Linked DNA regions of Homo sapiens: region 1 is linked to region 2. Evidence: chromatin contacts called from ENCODE Hi-C or POLR2A ChIA-PET data. All regions are on one chromosome and are shown on one strand. The core of a region is the stretch at or near the end of the contact, and the rest is flanking DNA. Distances in the headings are between cores, read along the strand shown.

Region 1 (5,656 bases), core at 14-2,513, 2.7 Mb before region 2:
TCAGCCTCCCAAAGTGCTGGGATTACAGACGCGAGCCAGCGCGCCCGGCTCGCCCAGCTAATTTTTGTATTTTTAGTAGAGACGGGATTTTGTCATGTTGGCCAGGCTGGTCTTGAACTCCTGACCTCAGGTGATCCGCCTGCCTCGGCCTCCCAAAGTGCTGGGATTATAGGCGTGAGCCACCGTGCCCGGTCACAGAACCTTTCTTTTCACCTTTCCCCAGCGACCAGCCCTTCTGGCATAGAGGGAGACAGGGGAGCCCTGGCCCTTGACCTTCCTAGCCTGGCAAAGGGCTTAGCTTCCCTGAGCCTCAGTTTCATCTTCTGAGTGGGGAGAAGTTCATCACAGTTGTGAAGGTCACATGAGCCAGGGCTGAGTGAGAAAGCACTTGGCAAAGCGTGGGTGGCTGGATGTGGGGTGGGGAAGTGGCCAGATGGTGATCGAGCTGTCCTTAATGCTTGATGGAGCTGCAACTAGAACTGTTCTTGATGGAGATTAAGCTGGTTTTGATGGTGATCAAGCTGTTCTTGATCAAGAACTTGATGGCTCCGGTCTGCTGTACTGACTCCCCTCTGGGCACCTGGGATGCTACCAAAGCTGCCTCCTGGAATAGCAGTCGCTTTTGAGACTCCAGTTGTTTCTGAAATGGGAGAGTCCTGTCTTCTTTGCATTCCTGAACATCCAGGCTTCTCTCTGGCAGGGGAGTGGGGGTTAGAGTGTCCCCTGTCACCTCCATAACCACAGCAGGCTCCACTTGGACATCTCCTGGCCTCTCCCCAAAGGACCATCTCCCCAGACTCCCTGTGGGCCGATGCCTTCCTCACTCAGGGTTGTCTTCCCAAGTCTCTTAGTTCTCTATTATTCCACAACACCCCTTGGGTGCCCCAACGCGCCTAGCACCCTGTAAGTGCTCCCCAGCTGTGGATACAGGTTTCTCTCAGGGCAGCCCGCAAGCAGTGCAGCCCCAGCCAGAAGAGCTGGAAGGCTGGGCGGCCAGGCCCGCTGTGTCCCCAGTTTTCCTGTTGGAGTCCATCTGCTGTGCTCTCAGGAGAGAAGGCTGGGTCTCTGGGAGCTCACATCCTGTATGCCCTCCCTCCATGCCAAGCAACTTTGGGGAGTCCTGGCAGTGGTGCCAGGCGTTGCTCTTACCTGTACCATAACCAGGAGGCTGATGGTGAGTAGGAGGAAGAGGAAGCGCTTCATTTTGGTAGGATCTTCGTGGCTGTCTTGGTAGCAGCTTTTTAGGTGATCTCAGGGCTGTCTGGAGGCTTCTTTTGGTTTAGCTGCTTTTGAACCAGGAGGCAGAGGAGGCGGGGTGAGGTAGGGAGAGGAAGGAGGGCTTACAAGGTGGAGGAGGGGTGTGGCTTCCTTTCTGCAGATCTGGGGGTGGATAATACCAGGCTCTAGGTTCTAAGGCCCTGGCTGGGGGAGCAGGCTAGATCGTACAAGATAGGAGAGAGGTCAATCCAGAGGCAACGGTGGGAGTAAGTAGGGCCCAAGGCCTGGAATCATGCATCCTGCAGGCTGAATCCTGGTTTAATCACTGACCAGCTCTGAGACCCTGGGCCAGAAACTCTACCTCTCTGACCCTTTAACAAAAGAACTGCCGGATTACATGTAATAATAACCAATTTAAAAAGAGCCAGAACATAGCAGATATTCCGTAAATGAGTTTGTTGTTTAAAGAAGATTGGGGCAGGGTATAGGAGCTGAAGGAGAAGGGCTGGGATAGATTTATGTTTCAAGGGAAGGTTGTAGATGGGCTGCAGGTTCTGAATGAAAGCTTGGGAAATGTTTAGATTGTGGAAGGGTTGGTGGATTTCTGTGAAGGTGCTGGAGGTGAGGAATCGGGAAGCCTGGTTTCAGTTGGGCTTTCCCTCTCTAGGCCTCAGTTCCTCATTTCAAGGAACTGGGAAGACTGAAATAGATTATTTCTGAAGTTTGTTAAAACCTAGTGTTTTGTTTTGTTGTTGTTGGTTTTTTTGTTTTTTTTTTTAAACAGAGTTTTGCTCTGTGCACTGGCATGATCTCGGCTTACTGCAACCTCCACCTCCTGGGTTCAAGCAATTATCCTGCCTTGGCCTCCCGCATAGCTGGGACTACAGGTGTGTGCCACCATGCCTGGCTAATTTTTTGTATTTTTTTTTTTTTTTTAGCGGAGACTGGGTTTCACCATGTTGGCTAGGCTAGTCTCGAATGCCTGATCTCAAGTGATCCGCCTGCCTCGGCCTCCCAAAGTGCTGGGATTACAGGCATGAGCCACCGCGCCCAGCCAAGACCTAGAATTTTGTGATTTTGGTAGAGAAAGTAGCAAGCAGATGGGTTGTTTGTATTAGCTGAGGATGAATGGGAGGGGAGCGAGGGAAGGGACAAGTGGGTGACTAAGCTACAGTGGAAGGGGACTGGGGTGAGAGAGTGGCTGTGAGGGCCCAGGGAGGGGTGGGGGGATGAGAGGAATCCCACAGCTGCCTGGATAGTGCTCCATGCTTTATGCATTCCCTCACTTGATACCCTCTGTGGTGCCCTGCAGCAGGTGTTATGTTTATCCCCATTTGACTGGTGAAAAAACTGAGGCTTAGATGTTAAGTGACTTGCTAAGGTCGTAAATGGTGGAGCCAGTCTCATTTGACCTTGAATCCAGGTCTGTCTGAAGCCACAGCCATGTATGTAACCTCTGGGGCTGCCCTAGAATTCATCCATTAAGTCTTGATTCCCTGCCACTCCCTCCCCCTCCCCTACACAAACTCCCCCCAGGCCCCAGGAGTTGGTCACCACAACCCCAGCTCTGGCCCACTCTCCCTTCACACTCTCCCTTCCTTAGTCTACTTTAGGCCTCATTTACATGCTAGGTAGTAAAGGGAAAACTCCCCTCACTTCTCTTCTATTGTTTTGGGCCTTGTGTTGCAAGCCCAGGGGAGATCTGGCTGAGGCTGAGTCCAAAGAAAAAAACAGAGGCTGGGCATAGGGGCTACGCCTGTAATCCTAGCAGTTTGGGAGGCTGAGGCGGGCAGATAACTTGAGCACAGGAGTTTGAGACCACCCGGGCAACATAGGAAGGCCCCATCTCTCAAAAAAAAAAAAAAAAAAAAAAAAAATTAGCCGGGCATAGTGGCACAAACCTATAGTCTCAGCTACTTGGGGGCTGACGCAGGAGGATTGCTTGCACCTGGGAGGCCCAGGCTGCAATGAGCCATGATTGTGGCACTGCACTCCAGCCAGGGTGACAGAGCAAGACCCTGTCTCAAAAAAAAAAAAAAAAAGGCCAGGAAACAGTGGCTCACGCCTGTAATCCCAGCATTTTGGGAGGCCGAGGTGGGTGGATCACCTGAGGTCAGGAGTTCTAGACCAGCCTGGCCAACATGGTGAAACCCTGTCTCTACTGAAAATACAGAAATTAGCCAGGTGTGCTGGCACATGCCTGTAATCCCAGCTACTCGGGAGGCTGAGGCAGGAGAATCACTTGAACCCGGGAGAAGGAGGTTGCAGTGAGCCGAGATCGTGCCATTGCACTCCAGCCTGAGCGACAAGAGAAAAACTCCATTTCAAAAAAAGAGAAGAGAAGAAAAGAAGAACTGAGAGTCAAAGCTGATGAGAGAAAGCCAGGAAGTGGAGAGGGAGGGGCGGGGAGGGAGAGAAGAGGGAGGAGTCCCCAGCCATCCATCACCCTCTTTCCCCATCCCTGCCCTTTCACCCAGAGGTCTCTCCTCACCCTTGACTCAAGTTCTCAGCTGTCTTTGGTGTGCCTGTGGGGGTGAGTGATTCTGGGGTTCATGAGAGTCAGGGAGGTGTCCTGTGCCAGAAGGGCACCAGCCCAGAAGACAGGATACCCGTGTTGAAGTCTGAGATTACTCTGCTGAAAATGAGCTCCATCACACTGTGCAATCTTCTCCCCTCTTACAAAGAGGCAGCCAGACAGGACGAGCCTGGGGCCAGCCGTGTTATAGTTTCCCATGCTGGAGATGCATGCGAGGATACTAAATGCCAGACTCTTATTTGTAAACATTTTCTTGCAAACCTCAGAAGCTTCATTTTCACCTCCTGACACCCTGAGGAGTATCTTCTACAGTCCATGTATTTCCTCTGCAAGGAAAGCCCTTCTCCAATTATTTTACCTGGCAAACTCTTTTTTTTTCCCCTCGAGTCAGGTTCTTGCCGTTGTCACCCAGGCTGGAGTACAAGTGGTGCAATCATAGCTCACTGTAACCTCGAACTCCTGGGCTCAAGCAATCCTCCCGCCTCATCCTCCTAAGTACCTGGGACTACAGGTGCATGCCACCATGCCCAGCTAATTTTTGGGGTGGTGGAGGGTGGAGTTTTGCTATGTTGCCCAGACTGCAAACTCTTCTTTATTCTTCAAGATTTAGCTTAGAAGCCCCTTCCCCAGGGAAACTTTCCACTTTCCCTAGGAAACTCAAAGTTCCTAAATGTTCGAAGGGCCCTTTCTGTTGACCTCTGTTCTAAAGATTGTGTCTACCAAGAATATGGTCTGTCCCTTGTGGGTTGGGACTAGATTTTGTCACTTCTCTTACTCAGCGAAGCACAGAACATGGCACAGTGTAGGTGTCAGGGACTGCCGGAAGAATGAGTGCGTGTATTCATCTAGATCTATTCCCACCTCCGAGCCTAGTAGTCCTGCATTTATTCATCCAGTAAATATTTACTATGGGGCAACAGTAAAGTCAGTACTGAAAAGTTACCAATGCAGAAAAGAAATAAGGGACTGAGAGAAGCAAGCCCTTTATATGGAGCTGCTTTCCTCCTAAAAGTATGCCACTTGCAGAGGGGACAGCTGAGAAACTGAGCTGAGCTTTCTCATCTTCACATACTTACAAATGTATGGGAGAAAAACTATAGTTCTAGATTCTCTAAGAAAGGGGAGCCCTGACAAACTCCCCCCACCTAGGCTTTGGGTTGGACCACGGGGAGTGAGAGTAAACAGGAAACAACAGCCCAACCCTCAAAGAAATTGAAGACAACATGACCAAAAAGCAGAAACAGATAATAGAAAGTTATACAAAAGATCCAGATAATGGAATAATCAATCAAATTTTCAAATAACTATGCTTACTTAAAGACATTTTCCTCTTCTGCCCTCTGAGCAGCAGGACAAGATTGAGAACTAGAAATTATAGTAAAGAACCGGCCGGGCGCGGTGGCTAACACCTGTAATCCCAGAACTTTGAGAGGCCGAGGCGAGTCGATCACAAGGTCAGGAGATCGAGACCATCCTGGCTAACAAAGTGAAACCCCATCTCTACTAAAAATACAAAAACTTAGCCAGGCATGGTGGCGGGCACCTGTAGTCCCAGCTACTCGGGAGGCTGAGGTAGGAGAATGGCATGAACCTGGAAGGCAGAGCTTGTGGTGAGCCGAGATCGTGCCACTGCACTCCAGCCTGGGCGATGGAGCAAGACTAAGTCTCAAAAAAAAAAAAAAAAGAAAAAAAATTATAGTAAAGAACCAAATGGAAATTCTAGAACTGAGAAATATGGTAATAAAAATTAGGAACTCAGTGGATAGGTTTAACATCAGATTGGGCACAACTGAAGAGAAAATTAGTGAAGTGAAGTAAAGATCGTAAGAAAGTATTATTAGAGCAGAATGTGTTTATTGGGTGCCTGCTGTGTACCAGGTACTGAACTAGGCACTGGGAATA
Region 2 (5,628 bases), core at 85-2,584:
CTGCCAACTTGCTAAGTGATTGCCCTACTCAATGCTGAAGGCCTGACATATCAGCCCGGCTCTCTCAGCAAGCCCCAGGGCTGTGAAGGAAACTGGGCAGAGGGTGTCACAAGAGTGGAGGGAGAAAAAACCAAAGCAAGGGTCACCCATATCTCTACTCTGCCCAGAACCCGCCTGCTACGCCTATTCATTAGAACATTCATGGCCATTTACCGAGCTCTTTAAGCTATGAGTCTTGCACACTTACAACAGCTCTCACAGCTGTGCCCCACTCCCCCATCCCTGGAGACCTACAAGGGCCCATATTAACTGTATTACTTCTCTATTGCTGCTATAACAAAATGACTACAAACTTAGTCACTTAAAACAACTTAAGTTTATGCTCTCAAACCAACCTGATCTCACTGGGCTAAAATCAGGGTGTTTGCAGGGACTTCCCTTTCGGAGAATCTGGAAGATAATTGATTTCCTTGCCTTTTCCAGCTTCTGGAGGCTGCCAACATTCCTTGGGTTGTGACCCCTTCCTTCATTTTCAAAGCCAGCAACATGGCATCTCTCTGACCCTGTTTTCGTGGTTGCCTCTCTTTCTCTGACTCTTTTCTGCTGCCCTCTCCCACTTTTAAGGACCCTTCTGATTCCATTGGACCCACCTAGATAATCCTGCATAGCAACCTTCATTCCATCTGCAAACTTAATTCCCACTTGCCGTGTAACAGTACATTCACAAATTATAGGGATTAGGACACAGACATCTTTGGAGGTGACTATGATCCTGCCTACCATGTTAACCAACCCAGAGTGGCGGGGACCATACAACCCAGAGAGCTTGTGCTCCTTCTCAAGGGAGCAACTGCTGCTCAGCTCCAGCTGTCATCATCATGCATCAGTATGGGTTCAGTGTGGCTGAGTCTGCCAATATTTCAAGTGAAATCAGAAAATTGGACTTTCAGGTGAAGATTTCCAATTCTGACATCACTGTGCAGACCAAAAAAGAACAAAAAATCTCATAGGCTAGATATAGCCTGAAGCCACCCAGGTGTGACCTCTGGGTCCACCTCTACCACATCAGCTGTGTGAGATGATGAGATTTCTCTGGCATTTACAGGCTCTGCAGGTTCTGGGGGATGGAGAACCAGTCAGGCCTAGAGGCCAGAGAGAATGTGGTCAGGAGCATAGCGGGTACTGAAGGGGGTGCCTCAGGGGAAAGTTCAGAGGGAGAAGGGACTGACCATCTCCCTAAGGGACTAACCATCACCTGCAGGAAGCAGCAGTGCCTCAAAGGGTACAGGAAATCAGGCTGAGGCCGACCTGAAGAAATCAACCAGAGTAAGGTGGGCTTTATGGCTTGTGACCTCAGAACAAATCAAGCACACTCTTTCTACTTTCAAAAAGTATCAGTTCTTCCCCTCCCCACAAAACTAGCAACATTGGCTGACTGTGAGAAGAGGATGGCAGGGGCCGGGGTGAGAAGGAGGCCTTTCACTTTATGCCTCTCGAGCTTTTTGAGTTTTTAACCAGGTGAAAGTATTACCTACTTAAAACATTAAATTCAAAAGCTTTTATTCATTTAAAAATATTTTAAAATACAATCGATTACATTAGAGGTAAAAACACAAAAGTAGTTGTCATGGTGATGCTACTGCACTTCCATGAAGATGGTATGTGTGGTCATATAACAGGATGGTTTAGAAATGGTGAAATCTTCATACATTTGGCTAATTACTCCGGACCCATCGCCTGTCATTCAAACTGATGGCTGCTTTTCCTTATCCTTACATGCCAGCACTTGAATAAACCAGGTTGGTGTCTTTTGGAGTTCTTTTCCATTCTGACTGGCACAAAGCTAAGGCTCTGGAGTCAGTCGGCTTGCCTCTTCCATGCTGTGTGACCTTGAACAACATGCTTAGCCTCTCTGAGCCTGTTTCCTCATCTGTATAATGGCTTCATAGGCTTTTTATGAAGATAAATGAGTTAATGTGTATAAAGCACTTGAAACAGCACAAAATCAGTGCCCATAAATGTTGACACTTATTATTAACTATTTTCATTATTCTTTTAATCTTGTTTATTTTTGAGTGGGGGGATTATTAAAACCATAACTTAAGACATGTAACAAAACATAAGTAACGTAGGTGAACTAAAATGAAGCGAATTTAACCTCTGGTCCCCCAAATCCTTACAAGCGCCCTCTTAACAGGAGTATCATTGTCTATTTCATAGATAGAAAAACTGAAGCTTGGGGAAAGTGAGTGAGTTGCTCTAGGACACTGAGTTTGGAAATAGAAAAGATAGGAGCTTGAACCGCGTTTTCAAGACTCCAGATCCCATGGCTTTCAACTCGAGGCTGTCCTACAGTATGATTATAAAGTAACAGGTGCTCCTTCCTTATTTGGTCCAAAAGAAAAAAAAATTGCAGGGCTCAGAGGGGAACTTGGCTTTTTGATTTGTTCAGTTTGGGGTCAGCCCTTCCTTGCTCCTGGCCCCAGATTCAGTAGATTCCAGGGTGGGGGGGTCAGGTCAGCAGGTCTCTGGCTTATATTCTGGCCTCAGCTTTGGAGCCAAGTTATTCTCTCCCCTGGGAGGGAGTCAGGGTTGGGGAGGGGGTGTCAGAGCCTGGAGACTGCTGTGGATGTCCCTGGCCCAGCTGTGGCCTGAGCTTTCTCACCAGGAGGCTTTCCCAGCATCCCCACTCTTCCCCAGGCCTTCTGCCATCTCTCCCAATTCTCACCATCCAAGAAGTAGTTGTTGCAGCTTGAAAACATGGCTGCTAGCAAACTTGTGGGTTAAATGCCCCAGGAAGATGGAGCGCACTGCCCAAGCAATTTCCAGGAAGCAGGACAGCCCAGAGGTCAGGAACACTTTGCAGTTTTGAAATTTGGCTCTTTTGCTTCTAGCTCTTCGGTCTTAGGCGGGTGGCTTCACCTTTCTGATGCTTCCGCAACTGTGAAATGGGATGATAATAGTATCTGTCACAAAAGTTGTTTGGAAGCCTGGGCAGCATAGAGAGACCCTGTCTCTACAAATAAGTACAAAAAAATTGGGCCGGGCGCAGTGGTCTATAATCCTATAATCACAGCACTTTGGGAGGACCAGGCAGGCAGATCACGAGGTCAGGAAATCGAGACCATCCTAGCTAACATGGTGAAACCCCGTCTCTACTAAAAATACAAAAAAATTAGCTGGGTATGGTGGTGGGCGCCTGTAATCCCAGCTATTCAGGAGGCTGAGGCAGGAGAATGGTGTGAACCCAGGAGGCGGAGCTTGCAGTGAGCCGAGATTGCACCACTGCACTCCAGCCTGGGCGACAGAGTGAGACTTCATCTCAAAAAAAAAAAAAAAAATTTGCCAGCTGTGGTGGCATGTACCTGTGGTTCCAGCTACTCGGGAGGCTGAGGCAGGAGGATTGCCTAAGCATGAAGGTTGAGGCTGCAGTGAGCCATGATCAGGCCACTGCACTCCAGCCTGGGCAACAGAGCAAGACCCTGTCTCCAAAAAAAAAAAAAAAAAAGTTGTTGGGAGAATTTTTAAAAAGAGATTTATTGGTGTTTAATTTACATACTAGAAAATTCACCAATATTTATGTATATAATTCAATGATTTTTAGCACATTTACAGAGTCGTGCAACCATCACATCAATTCCAGAATACTTTCATCACCCCCACATAAAACCCTGTATCCATTAGCAGTCACTCCCCTTCTGTCCCCCAGTCCCAGGCAACCATTAATCTACTTTCTGTCTCTATAAATTTTTAGAAATTTATAGAAATTTCTTTTAGAAATTTCACATAAATGGAACTGCACAGTATGTGGTCCTTTGTGTCTTGCTCCTTTCATGTAAGCATATTTTTTGAGGTCCATCTATTTATTGTGTAGATTAGTAGTTCATTCCTTTTTTATAGCTGAATAATATTCCATTGTATGAATACACCACATTTTGTTGATCCATTCATCAGCTGATGGCCATTTGAGTCATTTCCACTTTTTTGCTATCATGAACAATGCTGCTGTGAACATCCCTGTATGAGTTTCTGGGTAGACTTGTTTTCATTTCTCTTGGGTAGAGATCTAGGAGAAGAACTGCTAGGTCATGTGATAAATTGCTGTTTAACTTTTTTTTTTTTTTTGAGACGGAGTTTTGCTCTTGTTGCTCAGGCTGGAGTGCAACGGAGCGATCTCAGCTCACTGCAACCTCTGCCTCCTGGGTTCAAGTGATTCTCCTGCCTCAGCCTCCCGAGCAGCTGGGATTACAGTGGGATTACAGGCATGTGCCACCATACCCGGCTAATTTTGTATTTTTAGTAGAGACGAGGTTTTTCCATGTTGGTTAGCTGGTCTCGAACTCCTGACCTCAGGTGATCCGCCCGCCTCGGCCTCCCAAAGTGCTGGGATTACAGGCGTGAGCCACCACACCCGGCTGATATTTAACTTTTAAAAATGGCCAAGCTGTTTTCCGAAGTTTTACCTTCCCATCAGCAGCATATGAGGGTTCGCTGAGATAATTAAACAGGATTATTAACACAAAGTGCTTGGCATAGCGCCTGGTCATAGTAAATCCTCAGTAAATGATAGTTAGCACTAACAGGTTTCAATAGAAACAGGAATAGTTACAGTACCCAGAGAACGGCTGCCTTCTTCCCTGAATAAAGTGGATCTCATAACCACAGTCACTCTGAAAAAACTGACCAAATTCTTTTTTTTTTCCCCCTGGAAGTATGCTTACATTATTTGTGCTCTTTAGCCTGGCATTCAAAGCTCTCCAGATACCCCACCTCCATCTACTTCTGCAATCCTGGCCTGCACCTCTCCACCTCCTCGCTCCTGCCCAATCAAGTGATCTGCACCTGAGCAGCTTTGTTCATACCATTCTCTGCCCCCTTCCCTCCAGTCTTTCTCCTGCCCTGTCTTCACGTACCAAAATCTCATCTGGGCTGGGCATGGTGGCTCATGACTGTAATTCCTTTGGGAGGCTGAGATGATAGGACTGCTTGAGGCCAAGAGTTTGAGACCAGCCTGGGCAACATAGCAAGACCTCATCTCTACACAATTTTTTAAAAAAAATTAGCCAGGTGTGGTGGCACACATCTGGAGTACCAGAGTTTTTCAATTGGTAGCCACTAGCTATGTGTGGCTACAGAGCATTTGAAATGTATCTAGTCCAAACTGAGATGTGCTGAATTAAAGACACGAGATTTTGATGACTAAGTATAAAAAATAATGTAGGAATAATAGTTTTTCTGTGTTCATCACATGTTGAAATAATGTTTTGAATATATTGGATTAGGTAAAGTATATTACTGAAATTAATTTTAAGGCCAGATACAGTGGCTCACACCTGTAATCCCAACACTTTGAGAGGTTGAGGTGGGAGGATAGCTTGAGTCCAGGGTTTTGAGACCAGCCTGGGCAACATAGTGAGACCCTGTCTCTACAAATAATTTTAAAATGAGCCGGGCTTGGTGGCACGCATCTGTGGTTCCAGTTACTCAGGAGGCTGAGGTGGGAGGATCACTTGAACCCAGGACATCGAGGCTGCAGTTTGAACATGATCACACCACTGCACTCTAGCCTGGGCAACAGAGCAAGACCCTATCTCAAAAAAAAATTAATTTCACTGTCCTTGCTTTTTT

Evidence for each region. A loop is a pair of places that touch in the nucleus more often than their neighbours do. ChIA-PET counts read pairs that join two places held with the same protein, here RNA polymerase II (POLR2A). Pooled maps may share reads with other maps.
Region 1: a pooled map shows a loop between it and region 2 (2.7-fold over the local background). The contact joins the promoter of CD52 here to the enhancer-like site in region 2. A Hi-C loop is called at or near these places in 1 of 50 pooled maps. POLR2A ChIA-PET finds 5 or more read pairs at or near these places in 2 of 52 experiments (AG04450 and H1).

Annotation. Positions count from the first base shown.
Region 1 is chr1:26,313,565-26,319,220 of GRCh38, reverse strand. It overlaps CD52 (CD52 molecule), which reads right to left and starts at 1,263. Exons shown (of 2, transcript NM_001803.3): 1 at 1,150-1,263. The coding sequence starts at 1,203. It also overlaps a transcript of UBXN11 not described here. RefSeq lists enhancers at 257-356, 1-483, 857-1,006, 1,137-1,206 and a silencer at 1,281-1,473.
Region 2 is chr1:23,570,060-23,575,687 of GRCh38, reverse strand. It overlaps LOC124903876 (a long non-coding RNA gene), which reads right to left. Exons shown (of 3, transcript XR_007065537.1): 3 at 1,988-2,941. Among named protein-coding and RNA genes, the nearest start is that of ID3, 13 kb to the right of the region's middle. RefSeq lists an enhancer at 842-931. Within about 2 kb of position 1,334, at least 5 of the 41 ENCODE cell types and tissues checked have a DNase peak (open chromatin) inside an H3K27ac peak, as active enhancers do.